Regions from separate parts of the Homo sapiens genome. Here all the other regions are linked to region 3. The links are chromatin contacts, found by Hi-C or POLR2A ChIA-PET in ENCODE. All regions are on one chromosome and are shown on one strand. The core of a region is the stretch at or near the end of the contact, and the rest is flanking DNA. Distances in the headings are between cores, read along the strand shown.

Evidence for each region. A loop is a pair of places that touch in the nucleus more often than their neighbours do. ChIA-PET counts read pairs that join two places held with the same protein, here RNA polymerase II (POLR2A). Pooled maps may share reads with other maps.
Region 1: a map of CD8-positive, alpha-beta T cell shows a loop between it and region 3 (16-fold over the local background). The contact joins the promoter of DDX1 here to the promoter of TRIB2 in region 3. A Hi-C loop is called at or near these places in 1 of 168 maps with a recorded cell type or tissue (CD8-positive, alpha-beta T cell), 1 of 37 single-sample maps with no recorded cell type and 8 of 50 pooled maps.
Region 2: a loop to region 3 is called in a pooled map, with 4 times the contacts of the local background. The contact joins the promoter of NBAS here to the promoter of TRIB2 in region 3. A Hi-C loop is called at or near these places in 1 of 168 maps with a recorded cell type or tissue (B cell) and 5 of 50 pooled maps. POLR2A ChIA-PET finds 5 or more read pairs at or near these places in 1 of 52 experiments (AG04449).

Annotation. Positions count from the first base shown.
Region 1 is chr2:15,589,463-15,593,665 of GRCh38, forward strand. DDX1 (DEAD-box helicase 1) reads left to right here and starts at 2,406. Exons shown (of 26, transcript NM_004939.3): 1 at 2,406-2,487. The coding sequence starts at 2,472. LOC124905975 (a long non-coding RNA gene) reads right to left here and starts at 2,307. Exons shown (of 2, transcript XR_007086224.1): 1 at 1,998-2,307; 2 at 1-1,870. RefSeq lists an enhancer at 2,445-2,504.
Region 2 is chr2:15,558,100-15,562,778 of GRCh38, forward strand. NBAS (NBAS subunit of NRZ tethering complex) reads right to left here and starts at 3,235. Exons shown (of 52, transcript NM_015909.4): 1 at 3,089-3,235; 2 at 481-535. The coding sequence starts at 3,205. LOC105373440 (a long non-coding RNA gene) reads left to right here and starts at 4,049. Exons shown (of 4, transcript XR_001739297.2): 1 at 4,049-4,084. RefSeq lists an enhancer at 3,025-3,434.
Region 3 is chr2:12,715,173-12,719,958 of GRCh38, forward strand. TRIB2 (tribbles pseudokinase 2) reads left to right here and starts at 1,764. Exons shown (of 3, transcript NM_021643.4): 1 at 1,764-3,405. The coding sequence starts at 3,136. It overlaps LOC124905974 (a long non-coding RNA gene), which reads right to left and starts at 1,586. Exons shown (of 2, transcript XR_007086222.1): 1 at 1-1,586. RefSeq lists silencers at 1,352-1,571, 1,662-1,721 and enhancers at 1,674-2,313, 2,162-2,231, 3,593-4,230.

The sequences.
Region 1 (4,203 bases), core at 1,156-3,655, 2.9 Mb after region 3:
AGTCTCTTGGGCACATTCCCTTTGAAGAAAACTTCCAGTCCACTCTCCACAGATCTATTTATCCCTTGGGGAAAAAATGTCACACGATTCCCCCACAGTTAACTCCTGCAGCAGGCTTCTCTCTCCTTCTCTCTGTCTCTTTTTCTGCCCTGCCACCTCAGGTCCTCCTAGGGACGGCTTCTCAGAGCAGTCCTTACGCTTCCCAAACTCTCAGATCAAAAGTTCTCAGAGTATTTCCCTGAAATGCATTCTTTTCACAGAAATCTTTTCTCTTAATTTGCATCTTTAATTTTTTCATACTTTATCTCTTCCTTGAGACAGGGTCTTGCTCTGCCACCCAGGCTGGAGTACAGTGACACCATCATAGCTCACTGCAGCCTCCACCTCCTAGGCTCAAGAGATCCTCCCACCTCAGCCTCCCAAGTAGCTGAGACTACAGGTGTGCACCATGCCCAACTATTTTTTAATTTTTTTTGGAGATGGGGGTCTCATTATGTTGCCCAGGCTGGTCTTGAACTTCTGGGCTCAAGTGATCCCCTTGCCTCAGCCTCCCAAGGTGTTGGGATTATAGACATGAGCCATCATGCCCAGCCGATTTTTCACACTTTAAAGGTGGGCATTGGCAAAAGGCACAAAAATTAGATTTCAGATTTCCCTTTGGCAAGTCCTGCATAATATGGGTCTTGTATCTCTCCTTGGAATGTGGGGGTACTTGGTATCCATTCAAAACTGGTACACTGCATAACTCTCAGGGTCTTATTTAGACAAAATATAACAAGAATAGAGAATATAATGTGAATAGTGCCCCCTGGAAGTGTAAAGCTGCAGGGCTGAGTGTATTGTCCTGGGCCTTTGGAGCTTCAGGTGAATCCTGTTACATGTAATAGTAATAACAGAGCTAGTTATATTGTCACCATGTGCTATGCACTATTTTAGATGCTTTATGTATTTTATTTGATCCTCATAACTATCATATGAGAAAGGTACTATTGTTCATCCCTATTTCACAGGTAAGTAAACTGAAGCCCAAAGAAGCTTCATGACTTGTTCAAGGTCACACAGCAAGCAAGTGGCAGACCTAGAATCCAAACTCAGAATATGGTTCCCAACTCTGTACTTCTAACCCTATTCTATCTTTTTTATTTTTTATTTTTTTGAGACAGACTCTCCCTCTGTCGCCCAGGCTAGAGTGTAGTGGCACGATCTCAGCTCACTGCAGCTTTCGCCTCCCAGGTTCATGTGATTCTCATGCCTCAGCCTCCGGAGTAGCTGCAACCCTATTCTTTTTTCTTTTTTTTTTTTTTTGAGACGGAGTCTCGCTCGGTCACCCAGGCTGGAGTGCAGTGGCGCGATCTCGGCTCACTGCAACCTTCGCCTCCTGGGTTCAAGCGATTCTCCTGCCTCAGCCTCCCGAGTAGCTGGGACTACAGGCATGCACCACCACACCCGGCTTCTTCTGTGTGTGTGTGTGTGTGTGTGTGTGTGTGTATTTTTTGTAGAGAAGGGGTTTCACCGTGTTAGCTAGGATGGTCTCGACCTCCTGACTTCGTGATCCGCCTGCCTCGGCCTCCCAAAGTGCTGGGATTACAGGCGTGAGCCCCCGCGCCCGGCCGCTGCAACCCTATTCTATCTTGCCTGAGGGTTCCACTTTTCTCCATGACACTCTGGGGCAGGCTACAGATAGCACAGCACGCGCCCTCGCATTGCGCAGATGTGGCTCAGATCCCACGCTGCCATTCGGTAGATATGTGTCTTTAGATAAGTGACTTAACTTTCCCGAATTTTAGAGTCCTCATCTAAAGATTCTAATACCTTCCTGACAGAGTGAGTGTCTGGTTGGGAGGATTCCTCATTTACTTTCCCCATCTCTCTGCAAAGAGAAAGGAGTTAAAATTGCATGGAAGTCAAACCCGAAATTATAAAAGCGACATCAAACATGGGTGAAGGGAGGGAGACCTAAATCATTACTTAGTTTAAAAAAAAAATGTAACAAATACCTACTGGCTGCCAGGCACTCACTGGCATTGGTGCTCAGGGCAATGAATCCAGTCCATCTCTCCGGGTCATTCACACACCAAGGCCCTGCTCACCTTTGGAAAGCTGGGGGACTGAGTGGGGAGGGCACGGTGTGGTGTCAGCCTGAGCCCACTGGATGACCCTAATCACCAAACATCTGCTTCCTTCTCTGTAGCTGTGACCCTGATACCGCGTGGTGTGCTCCGAACACATGGTGCCCAGAACGAAGGCGGCGTCCAGAAGCCCTAGGTCCCAGAGGTCCGCTCAGCGGCAGGCGCATAAGGCGGGGCCGGCGCGGGCCTTTCCTTCCATCGGAACCGTTCTCCCGGGGCTGAGTCCCTGCCCGGACTCCGAACGCCGAAGACCAGGGGCCGGAAGCGCGCGCCGCCACTGCCACGCCGTGTCAGTCGGGAGGGAGGGAGCGAGCAGGCGAAGCCGCGGAGGACGGGGTGAAGATGGCGGCCTTCTCCGGTGCGTTTGTGGAAACTCTGGGGGTGGTGGGGCGGCTTGTTGCACGCCTCAGCCCTGGGGCCGCCCGCGGAGAGCTAAAGGGGCGGGAGCGGACAGGGGTCAGGGAGACAGAAGGGCGCTGTCCGCTGCAGTCCCTGATGGACCCGCGTTGCGGGATCAGGGGCGGCCGCGGCTCGGGTTCGGAGGACGATTCTTCCCAGGAGCGGGCCGGAACGTCCCTCCCCCTGCCCTTTCCCTTCTACCAGTCTCCACTTGGCTTTCCTGCCAGTGCACCTTCGGCTGCAAAATCTAGGCGGCGGCGTTGCTCTGGCGGCTCCCAGACGCCTGGGCCTCCTGCCTCTTAACGTGGCAGTGACCCTTTGGGAACCCTTTTCTGCCCGCGGCTCATCTGGGCTTGGCCAGGCAGAGAGGCGAGACGGCGTGGGGAGGAGTCATTGGGGAAAAATGACGATCCTGCCTCTGTCCAGTTTTTTCAGGCCCTTCCAAAACGTCCCAGGCATAAACCTGATCTTTATTTGTTCTTAAACGTTGTTATATCAACATTAATGTTCAGTGTTGAAGCTAAAGGGAAAGCATTTTCATTAACGTACGCACCAGTCCAACATAAGTTTGGAAAATTCATATTTATTTGCCGTCTGCTACCCTCCTTTATTCCAAATATGATTTGATATGGCTTATCGAACCCTACAGTTGATATTTTCGCCTCTTGCTTTATCATCCTCCTGTTAGGCATCCAGTTTTAGGAAGCTGTAATCAGCCTTAAATGCGCTAAACGTGATACATTTATGTAGCACTTATGTAACGTTTATTGCTATATAAATGTATCACGTTAGGCCTAATGTCCTTTAATGTTATTAACTTTTTAAGATGACTTCAGATGTAGTATTTTATATTTTTTAGTTTTCTTCTGTAAGAATATTAGGAATTCCATATCTCCAGTCATGTAAGATATTTTTTTTCTTTTTTGGGGGGGAGAATGGGGGGGTGGGGGGATGTAGTCTCCTTCTGTCGCCCCAGCTGGAGTGCAATGGTGTGATCTTGGCTCACTGCAGCCTCCACCTCCCAGGTTCAAGCAATTCTCCTGCCTCAGCCTCCTGAGTAGCTGGGATTACAGGCGCCTACCACCATGCCCTGCTCATTTTTGTATTATTAGTAGAGACGGGGGTTTCACCATGTTGGCCAGGCTGGTCTCGAACTCCTGACCTCAGGTGATCCGCTCACCTCGGCTTCCCAAAGTGCAACAGTCATGTAAGATTTCTGACTGTTTCAGTTACATCTTCTAATAGGATTCAATTGGAAACTGCTCAGAGTTGTTGCTGTTTTTCTTTTCCCAACATTCTCCTAAAACGATTTTAGAGCCAAGGTCTGTAGGATAGTTCTAGGTAGTCATTTTATAGGTTCACATCTTTGGGAGTCATACACAAATTTCATGAATGTTAGAGGTAAAGGACTGGAAAAAGTCTGTGATATGAAATAAGACAAAACTGGAATTTCACGAATGTTTCTAATTTTTCCTTAACTGTTAAAAGTATTATACTTAAGGTCCGCTTTCAAAGAAAACTTGCAGGGAACATGACCAGAATGGTACAAGAGATTGTCTGGAATTTACTGAAAATGATATGTTGTTTCTTGTATAACAATTTTGCAAAGAGCTTCAGCTTGCAGTATTCCGTATGCAGTAAGAACACACCACTCCTTTGTTTCAAGCAGTTTGCA
Region 2 (4,679 bases), core at 1,985-4,484, 2.8 Mb after region 3:
GGACTGGTTTTGTGGAAGACAATTTTTCCATGCAACCTAGATCCCTCACACGTGCAGTTCACAATAGGGTTTGCACTTCCCTGATAATCTAATGCTGCCGCTTATCTGACAGGAAGTGGAGCTCAGGTGGTAATGCTCACTCACCCATCGCTCACCTCCTGCTATGCAGCCTGTTTCCTAACAGACCACAGACTGGTACCAGTCCATGGCCCAGGAATTGAGGACACCTGTTCTAGAATACATCCATAATGGTTAAACCAAAGCTATATACTTTAGCTCTAAGCTGCATTAGAGCTAAAAACGTGCATGCGTAAATATACAAATGTATACATATACATACATATGTGTGTATATATAAATATATATATAATTAAACTCAGATAACACACATTACTTTTATTAGGCTCCACATCAGAAGTCTAAAGAACACATTTTAACTGTTAACCATATCATTACTGTAGAGAAATAAGCTATATTTACCTCGAATTGCTTTCGTGATGATAAAGGATGCACCATGTTTTTGGTTGCCTCTAGGCTGGAATTTAAAACAAAAAACACTTACATTTGAATCTTCTAGTAGTATTAGACCAGTATTACTTATACAATATGTAAACTTATTTTTATTTACTAATACTCAGAGTTTTGGGCACAGGGAAGCAGTGTCTTAAAACTACTTAAAGACTGGATGTTCAGGTGCAGTGGCTCACGCCTGTAATCTCAGCACTTTGGGATGCCAAGGTGGGCTGACTGCTTGAGCCCAGGAGCTCCAGACCTGCCTGAGCAACGTGGCAAAACCTCATCTCTACAAAAAATACAAAAATTGGCCAGGCATGGCGGTGCATGCCTATAGTCCCAGCTACTTGGGAAGCTGAGGTGACCCAGGAGGTTGAAGCTACGAAGCTACAGTGAGCCCTGATCATGCCACTGCACTCCAGCCTGGGTGACAGAGTGAGACCCTGCCTCAAAAAAAAAAAAAAAAAAAAAAAAAGTAGACACAGGACGCGGGACAATAGGAGAAAAGTGAGCATAGCAGAGCTACAGGCACATGTCAGGACTAACCTTGCAGGAAAGAACAAGGATTGAAGCTGGAAACTGTTTCCAAATCAAAAACCAATCCAAAGACAAGAGAAGTCAAGGCCAAAGACCATACTGGTTGCCAGTTCAGCATACTCTATTGAGGCTGTAAGTTTTGCTCACAGGAAAAGTGGTCATATCTCCAAGGCCAATTCATTGACTATCTGTTGTGTATCTATACAGACAATGCTACTAACAAAACATACACAGATACGTAATTGCTATATTAAATAATTCCATTCCATAAGTATAGACTGAACACACCGTGGGTAGGTTCATGACGCTAGGCACTGCATAAGATGCACTAAAGTGCTGTCAAGAAAAGCACAATGGACATACAGTAAGTGTAGACAGATTTTTTTAAAAAACACAGAAAAGTTATTTCACTCAATAAACATGAATTGATTGTTGGATTCATGCAAGACACAATTTGGCCCTGGGAAGAGATATAAAGATGAATCAGATGTCTGCCCTCCAAGAGCTTATAATTCAACAGCTGAAATCAACAGAATGCAGAAATCGATAGAATGCAGAAATCAATTGAACTCCCCCACCCCCAACACACAAACACAAAACAAAGTGCTAAGGGTTTCAAAGTAAGTTAATTCTGTGGTTACTTTTTTGGAATCAATTTATGGTAAGCATTCTGAAACATTACTGCAATTAACCAATGAGTGTTAAGGAGTGGAAACTTATCTAACCAGCTGCCTCAGCAACAGCTTCCTAGCTGCATAACCCAAAAAATATTCACATTAAGACAAACTAAGTACTTGAAATTAAACAGTAATATATGCAGATCTCTACCCGTCTACAAAATAAATTATTCATGATAAGCACAAACTGCAGTGGGAAGGAGGCTACAGAGGAAAAAAATACAAACTTTGGGCTGAAAAATGAGTCGTTTCTCCAGCAAAGAAACACTCAGAAAAAATGTAAGATAACTCACATGGGCTGGACTACATAATCTTTAATAAAGGTTCTTTTCGATCTGGCTGCTTCCTCTGGGTCTAAAACAGTAACTGGCACGTGTTAAGCACTCAATAAATATCTGTTAAATAAACATGGATCCAAAAAATAATAATAATAAAAAATAAAATAAAATAAACATGGATCCATGGTTCCTACTCTTCATCACAGACCCGGGAGGCCTTCACTACCAAACAACTGATAATCCCAAGATCCAGTCCATAAATTATCAACCTCTATAACCCTTCTGTAGCGGAGATCCCAATCCCAGTCAGCAGCTCTTTACTCTGCACTTCCGTGGCATTTTGCTCACATCGCTAACTATAGCGCATAAAACGCTAGGTTATGAAAAACGTTTACGGGACTGTCTCCCCTCTAGACGAGAAGCTCCACGAAAACATATTCATCTCTGTATCCTTAGCACCTAGCACAGCACCTGTGACACCGAGACAGACGAACGGACACGCACACCCTTATTAAATGCTCTTTTATTGAAACACACAAGACCTGGCGCGATCCAGCCCCCAGTATGGGTAAAGGCTCAGATTCTGCGCTCTGCACCAGCCTGGCAGATGCTGCAGACTGTAAGGTCCTGGAAAATTCTCCCATCGCAGTTGAGCGTCGGCCCAGACTAGCCCTAGCCAGACCGCGAGAAGGGACCACTGAGGGTCCAGATAGGAGAAAGGACCCTCGAGTCCAGCGCTGTGCCTTCCCCTCCTAATACAGAGAGCGACACTAACAATCCCCTCTCCTCCCAATACAGAGAGCGAAACTGAGAACCAAAGTGGGATCGTACGCTCCCCAGAGCACGAAGTTCCAGCCCCCAACAACCGAATTCTGAGCCCAGGAAGAATCTCAGGGACCACCACCCCACCCCGCCCTAGACCCCCGCTAGCCCAAGGTGCCGTTGCCAAGGCGACCGCACAAGCCAACCGGCCCTAGTCCCCCACCCACCCGTCTCCACTCCCCTACGTGGCTCCTGCTACGTGGCTCTACCCACGAAGCGCCCGCGCCAAGCTGGCTGCTGCTGTAGATGGGCCTGGTTCACCTGTACTTCAGTCTCCGGTGGCCACTCGGTGTTGACCAACAAGTCATAGAGAATCGTCTCCTCCTCACCCTCTGCAGTGCCTGGACTCAAAGCCGGCCCTGACTCGGGGGCCGCCATGTTCGCCGAGGACTCAGGCAGCGGAGGAGTGTCTCTACGGAATCCCTCACAGGACAAGCTTCTCTATCCGCGGCCGCTTTTGTTTCACGGCAAGGAAATGCTAGGTTAACCCTTTTATGAGTAGGAAGGACAGGGACTATTGCTTGTCTTGGGAACGACTTGTGTCCCGGTCCTGATACACTCCTTGTTCATTAATCTACATGAGATCGGCCAAGTCATTGAGCCTCTCTTATAACTCAGTTTCCATAAAACAGAAATGGTAAAGGTACCCCACTGAAATGCTAATGTTCATTTGTATATTCTTTGCCTAACACGTAGAGAGAGTTCAAACAGTGGTTTTAAAATAAACAACTAAAGTTATCCAATGAAAGGTAGCAGAGGAAGGATGCTACAGGAGCTCAGAAAAGGCAACGAAGGCCAGAGTCTGCAGGGATTTCCTGGAGGACGTGGAGCTTGTCCCTGCGTCTTTAACAATAGGCAGAATTTTAATCTACTGGAGAAGCATTTCAAGTAGCGGGAAATGGAATGAGCAGAGACAGAGGCAGAAATACAGAGTTGAAAGAACTCTTTCAACGTGTCGCCAGTGAGTGACGACTTTCTCAGTGTGGGAGTAAAAGAATTTACCAAGACAGTGGTAGATAAAGAAAGACAGATTAAAGAAAGTATGAAAGTTCGTTGCCAGGGAGCAGCGGGCCGACTCAGCAGAGGAGGAGCTCATTGCTAGGAAACAAAGGCTTGTTGAGAATTTTATAGACTGGAACTTGGAGTGATTGATAACACCAGGTAGCAGGGAGTTAACTTGCTTTTTTTTTTTCTTTCTTTCTTTTTTTTTTTTTTTTTTTGTCAGCTGAAGTGTTTCAGAAATTGAGGCATTTGAAGGTAAGCAGGAAGTTTGTGAGTTAAGTACGTTATCTGGGTAGAAGGGCCATATGTCCTGGGCCATAAAGAAAAGTAGACCTATGGCTTATTTGTTTCTTCCTTTTGTTTATATGTTTTGGACCATGAAGAAAGACAGACGTATAGCTAATTTGCCTTATCTCTTTGTTTTTCCCTGCTCCCACTAGCCTGCCTTTTTTTTTTTCCTAATTAGTACTCAACAAGACGGGTGAATAGAACCCAAGTTGAGAAAGGGTGTAGGGGCAATAAAGTTGAAATAATAGGTTGAGAACCCGCATGGAGGGAGCGAAAAGGTCAACCCCATTTGTTCATTCATTCATTCATTCAACAAATACCTCTTTGTGGACAGTTATAAGCAGAGCCTACTGTAACATGAATGAATATATACTGTACAAAGTATTACACTGTTTCACATCAAAAGAAACACAAATACTGAATATCCCTTGAGATAATTATATTCATGATATCCATCAAGATGCATTAGGCGGTGATGCAATTAAAAGCCTCTGCTGGGAAGCCTCTAACCAGCTCCCATTTCTCTCAAAGTTTAATGACCTCAAAGCCCTACGTCATCTGC
Region 3 (4,786 bases), core at 514-3,013:
GAGCAGGGCGGGTATTATGCTTCTCATCTTACAGATGAAGAAACAGGGATCTAGGGAGAAAAAACAAGGTCTTCACCCAATTTCCATTTGAAATCAGAGACCCAGCCAGGGCTAGCACACAGGTGTCCCAACCCCTAATTATTACAAAGCTCTCTTGGCCACTGCATAGAGGAGGCTAGGCACCTCTCTTTCTGACTCAACAGCAGGGGTTGCTTCGAGACTGTTCCTAACACAGGCCAAGTGTCTTCCTGGGGTAAGACTGGATTAGGGGACCCTGCTCGGTCAGTGGTCCTGGTGATCGCCTAGGGAAATAGATCTATTCTGCTGGGATCTGGGACTGAATCCTAGGCAGGTTTGTGGGGAGTAGGATGGTGAGAGGTGCTGGAAGGCACGGGTCCACTTCTTAACCTTCCTTTTAACTCTGTGCTGCTGGGTGGAAGCTTTATAGTCAATGTCCTCTCCATCTCTGGCCACATTCCCAGGACTCCTGATCATTAGAGTGACTGTTGTCCCAAGTGGACATAATTATAAATAGCTCCCTTCTTTTACTGAAAGTGTCCTACAGTGGACAATAATTTAGTCCCCTCCTCCAGTGGAAAATATACTACACGCATGCAAAAGCTCAGAGGGCTCCAGGAGTCGTCCCAACTCCCCTTTCTCAGTTCCTTGGGATTTTTTTTTTTAAGTTTGTCCTCTACTAGATCGCTTCTCATTCACCAGGATATCTTAGATCAAGGCTGGCGTTTGAAGCCTCTGCCTGAGTTCAAGCCCCTTGCTTCCGGTGTTCCTGTCCAAGCCCGCGGACTGGAATCTCCCAAGGAAGTTACGAATAATTCGGGGGGGGTGGCGAAATGGGGGGTGGAGTGGGGCGTGAAACTGCAGCCTTCACCTGGCTAACAGAAGAGGACTCAGGACGCCCAGCACCCTGGATAGGACCCAACAGCGCTCCCTGGAGGTGTGGGTGCAAAGTTTTGTCTAGCTTGGCCTCCAAGGCCCTCCAGGCAATGCACTGGGAAGGGAAGAATTAGTGATTAAATTTGACCTGAATCAAAAGATGCCTTCAGTTCCTCTTCTGCTGAAAACACTAGAAATACAAGCCCAGGATGTGGGGATCGGGGGCAAGCGGTGACACCAACTAAAAGGAAGCAATGGATTTCCTTTTAAATGGAGAGGAGGATGTCGGAGAGATACCATGAAACGAATTCTCGAAACTCCAGGCAGCAATACCGATGAAAGCGCATTCTTCCAAAACAGAGCTCCTCATTCAGGGCCACATCTGAGCCTGGGGGCCCAATGCTCAGAGCGTGCCTGGCTTTCTGGGGAAAAGCGCCAGGAACATGAACGAGCTACGAAGAGCTGGAGCGGGCGCTGCGGGAGCAGCGTGTGGGGAACGGCTCGGGAGTCGCTGCTGGTAACCCCGGCCCAGCCGCCCGCAGCTGGGCTCGCAGCCGGCTCGCAGCCGACACCCAGGGTGCTGCGCCCGGGGCCCCGGGCCGCGGAAGGATATTTCACTTTGTTTACCTCCCCGGCCGGGCGAGGGAGCTGCGAGGCCGGTGCTGGCGCCCCCGGCACGGAGCTGCAATGGCAGCGGCGCGGGGAGCCGCCCGAGGACTGGCAGCGGCGGGGCTGATTGATGGGCGCCCGGCGCAATGAGGGGGGCCCGGGCGGGGGCGGGGCGGGGCCGGCTCTGGGCTGAGCCAGTCGCGGGGGCGGCGGGGGGGGGGCGGAGGCTCCGTGGAAATGTGTCGGTGACATTGAATGGGGAGACCGAGCGCGAGCGAGGCGCGCGCGCGCACACGCGCACTCACGGCCCCGCTCGCTCCGAGATCCCCGGCCACGTAAGTAACTATTAATACCGCCTCGCCGGGGGATGCGGGCGTGCTGAGCGCGGGGATTGGCCTCGGGCACCGTCGGCCGTCCCCTTTAATTTTTAAATACACGGTCCCCTCTTTTCTCTGGGGGGGGCAAGCAAGAAATCAAAGAAGGAGGAGACAAGCCGTCAATTTTCTCCAAAACAAACCCCACCGGGCAATTTGGTCTCGGGGTAGGGGGAGACGGGGTGATTGCAAATTATTCCAGGACGAGATCCAGTTCTCCAGCGGGAAAGGGGCAAAGGAACGCCGCGCGTTGGAAGGGCCAGGGACGCAGCTCCCCTTGCAGCGCCCGCAGGACCCCCGCAAGCTCGTGCCGGCGAAATCGGAGACCGCCGATCTGTCCTCGTTCTCTCCTGCACGTCTGGCTGCATTCGGAGGAAGACCTGGGGCGCGAGCGAGCGGCGACAGCATGAGCCTGTGCTGACCTCCGCGCGGCGGGCCGAGCCCAGGGCTTTGTCGCGGTACCTGCGCCCAGCCCGCGCCGCAACTCTGTGCCCAGCTTTTGCAATCTTTTGTTGGCAGCGCTGACCGCACCAAGTTAAATGCTCCCTTGCAATTTTTCTTTTTTTTGTTTGTTTGTTTAATTTTTGGAGAGCTCGCGATCTTGGAAAAGCCTCAGACGCCATCTACAGTTAAAACGTAGGTAACTGCCCTCTCCCGCACCCCCCCCTTACACGCCCCCCACCCTTTCCACCAAAAAAAGGGGGTGCAGCGCGGATTCTGGCTGCCGTGCGTCGCCAGCCGGTAGACCCGTGCTTGTTTCCTTTCTCTTTTTGTTTGGCTTCTAACGCGTTGGGACTGAGTCGCCGCCGTGAGCTCCCCGAAGACTGCACAAACTACCGCGGGCTCCTCCGCCCCGTCTGCGATTCGGAAGCCGGCCTGGGGGTCGCGTCGGGAGCCCTGGCGCTGCAGCTCCGCACCTTAGCAGCCCGGGTACTCATCCAGATCCACGCCGGGGACACACACACAGAGTAACTAAAAGTGCGGCGATTCTGCACATCGCCGACTGCTTTGGGGTAACAAAAAGACCCGAGTTGCCTGCCGACCGAGGACCCCCGGGAGCCGGGCTCGGAGCAGACGAGGTATCCGGCGGCGCCCATTTGGGGGCTTCTAACTCTTTCTCCACGCAGCCCCTCTTCTGTCCCCTCCCCTCTCGCTCCCTTTTAAAATCAGTGGCACCGAGGCGCCTGCAGCCGCACTCGCCAGCGACTCATCTCTCCAGCGGGTTTTTTTTTGTTTGTCGTGTGCGATCCTCACACTCATGAACATACACAGGTCTACCCCCATCACAATAGCGAGATATGGGAGATCGCGGAACAAAACCCAGGATTTCGAAGAGTTGTCGTCTATAAGGTCCGCGGAGCCCAGCCAGAGTTTCAGCCCGAACCTCGGCTCCCCGAGCCCGCCCGAGACTCCGAACTTGTCGCATTGCGTTTCTTGTATCGGGAAATACTTATTGTTGGAACCTCTGGAGGGAGACCACGTTTTTCGTGCCGTGCATCTGCACAGCGGAGAGGAGCTGGTGTGCAAGGTAAAGGGCCAGTGGGTTGCTTTTTGTCTTTGGAAGGGGCCCGAGGGAGCGGGAGGGCGCCAGGCCCTCGAGTCTGGGAGAGGGAGATTCGCGGGATAATTACCGTGGCCTTATTAAATGGGTTTATTTATTTATTTGCTCAGGTTCGGTAAGTTGCGAAGTTTTTAGACCGTTTCAGACAATGGGGCGGGCGGCAGTGGGGGCGTTTCGGGGAGAGCCCGGGGAGGAGAGGGCGGCGGGACTGCGCGGGGGCCACGGACACGCGTGCACCGAAGGCTCCAGGAGCTCTCTGCGCGAGGCCGGGTCCCGCTGCCCGGGGGGGATTTCTTCCTGTGTCTAGCCCCCTCCCCTTCCAACAAGGATTAGGGAATCCCCCGGTAATTTTAAGACTGATGACTTCGTTCTTTTCGCAGCCATTGTTCTTAGCAGCGGGCAGGTGTTAAACCTTTGTTCCGAAGGTGCCCTTTAAAACAGACACACAAAGGTGCCCCCTTCGGCTGAGCCCAGGGGCCCAGCGCAGGGAAGGAGTTTACAAAGACCTTTCTTCTGCCTGGAGCCTTGAAAGGAGGGTTGGGGTGGAAATCAAAGCCTGAGCACTTTCTGGTGAATAGTGAATGCTTTGGGTCTTTCTCTCTGGTCTTGGTCTCTCTCCCCATCTCTAGACTTCCCTGTCTGCTCATCCCCTCTCTTCCGTGCCCCCCTGAACAACACCTTTGCCTGTAAGGTTAAGAGGCTCCCGTTTGGAGCCCTAGGGATCCGCAGTGGTAATACCACTGCGATGGACACTTCGGTTTCCTTTTTTGTCTTTAACCCTGAACAGTGACTGGTTTATGTATATGTGTGTCTGTGTATCTTTGTGTGCACCCACCGGGCCCCAGACAAGTGGATGAGGGGCGAAATAGTTGCGAAAAAGAAAATAACTATAATAGAGCATACTACTACCCAGAATTGGACCTAGATCAAGGATTCTTTGTCACTTAATTTTAGATTTGCTGACTGTTTTTTTTTTTTTTTGAGGGGGTAAGGGGAGAGTGGGGGACCCATTCTGCCTTTGAAATGGTCACTGGGCACGGTTGTGCTGCAAATAACACATCGCGCTTTTGCCATTCACCACAGACTACTTTGCGGACTTGCCTTATTTCCTAGTGGACTGGAGTATTTCATTGCAAAATTTGGGTTTAGTGGAGATCTCCAGTCAGTTTTGCGATTGTTCAGTTCAGCCCTTAGGGGGAAATCGGAGACTCTTTAAATGTTGCCCTTTGCTTGTACTGAGCATTTGGTATTTTGCATCTTCTCTAAGTTATTGAGACCCAGAGCAACTGTGCCCAGTTAACCAAAATTCAGTAGCTGGATTGAATTCTCAGAAGTCTGCAAGGTTGCA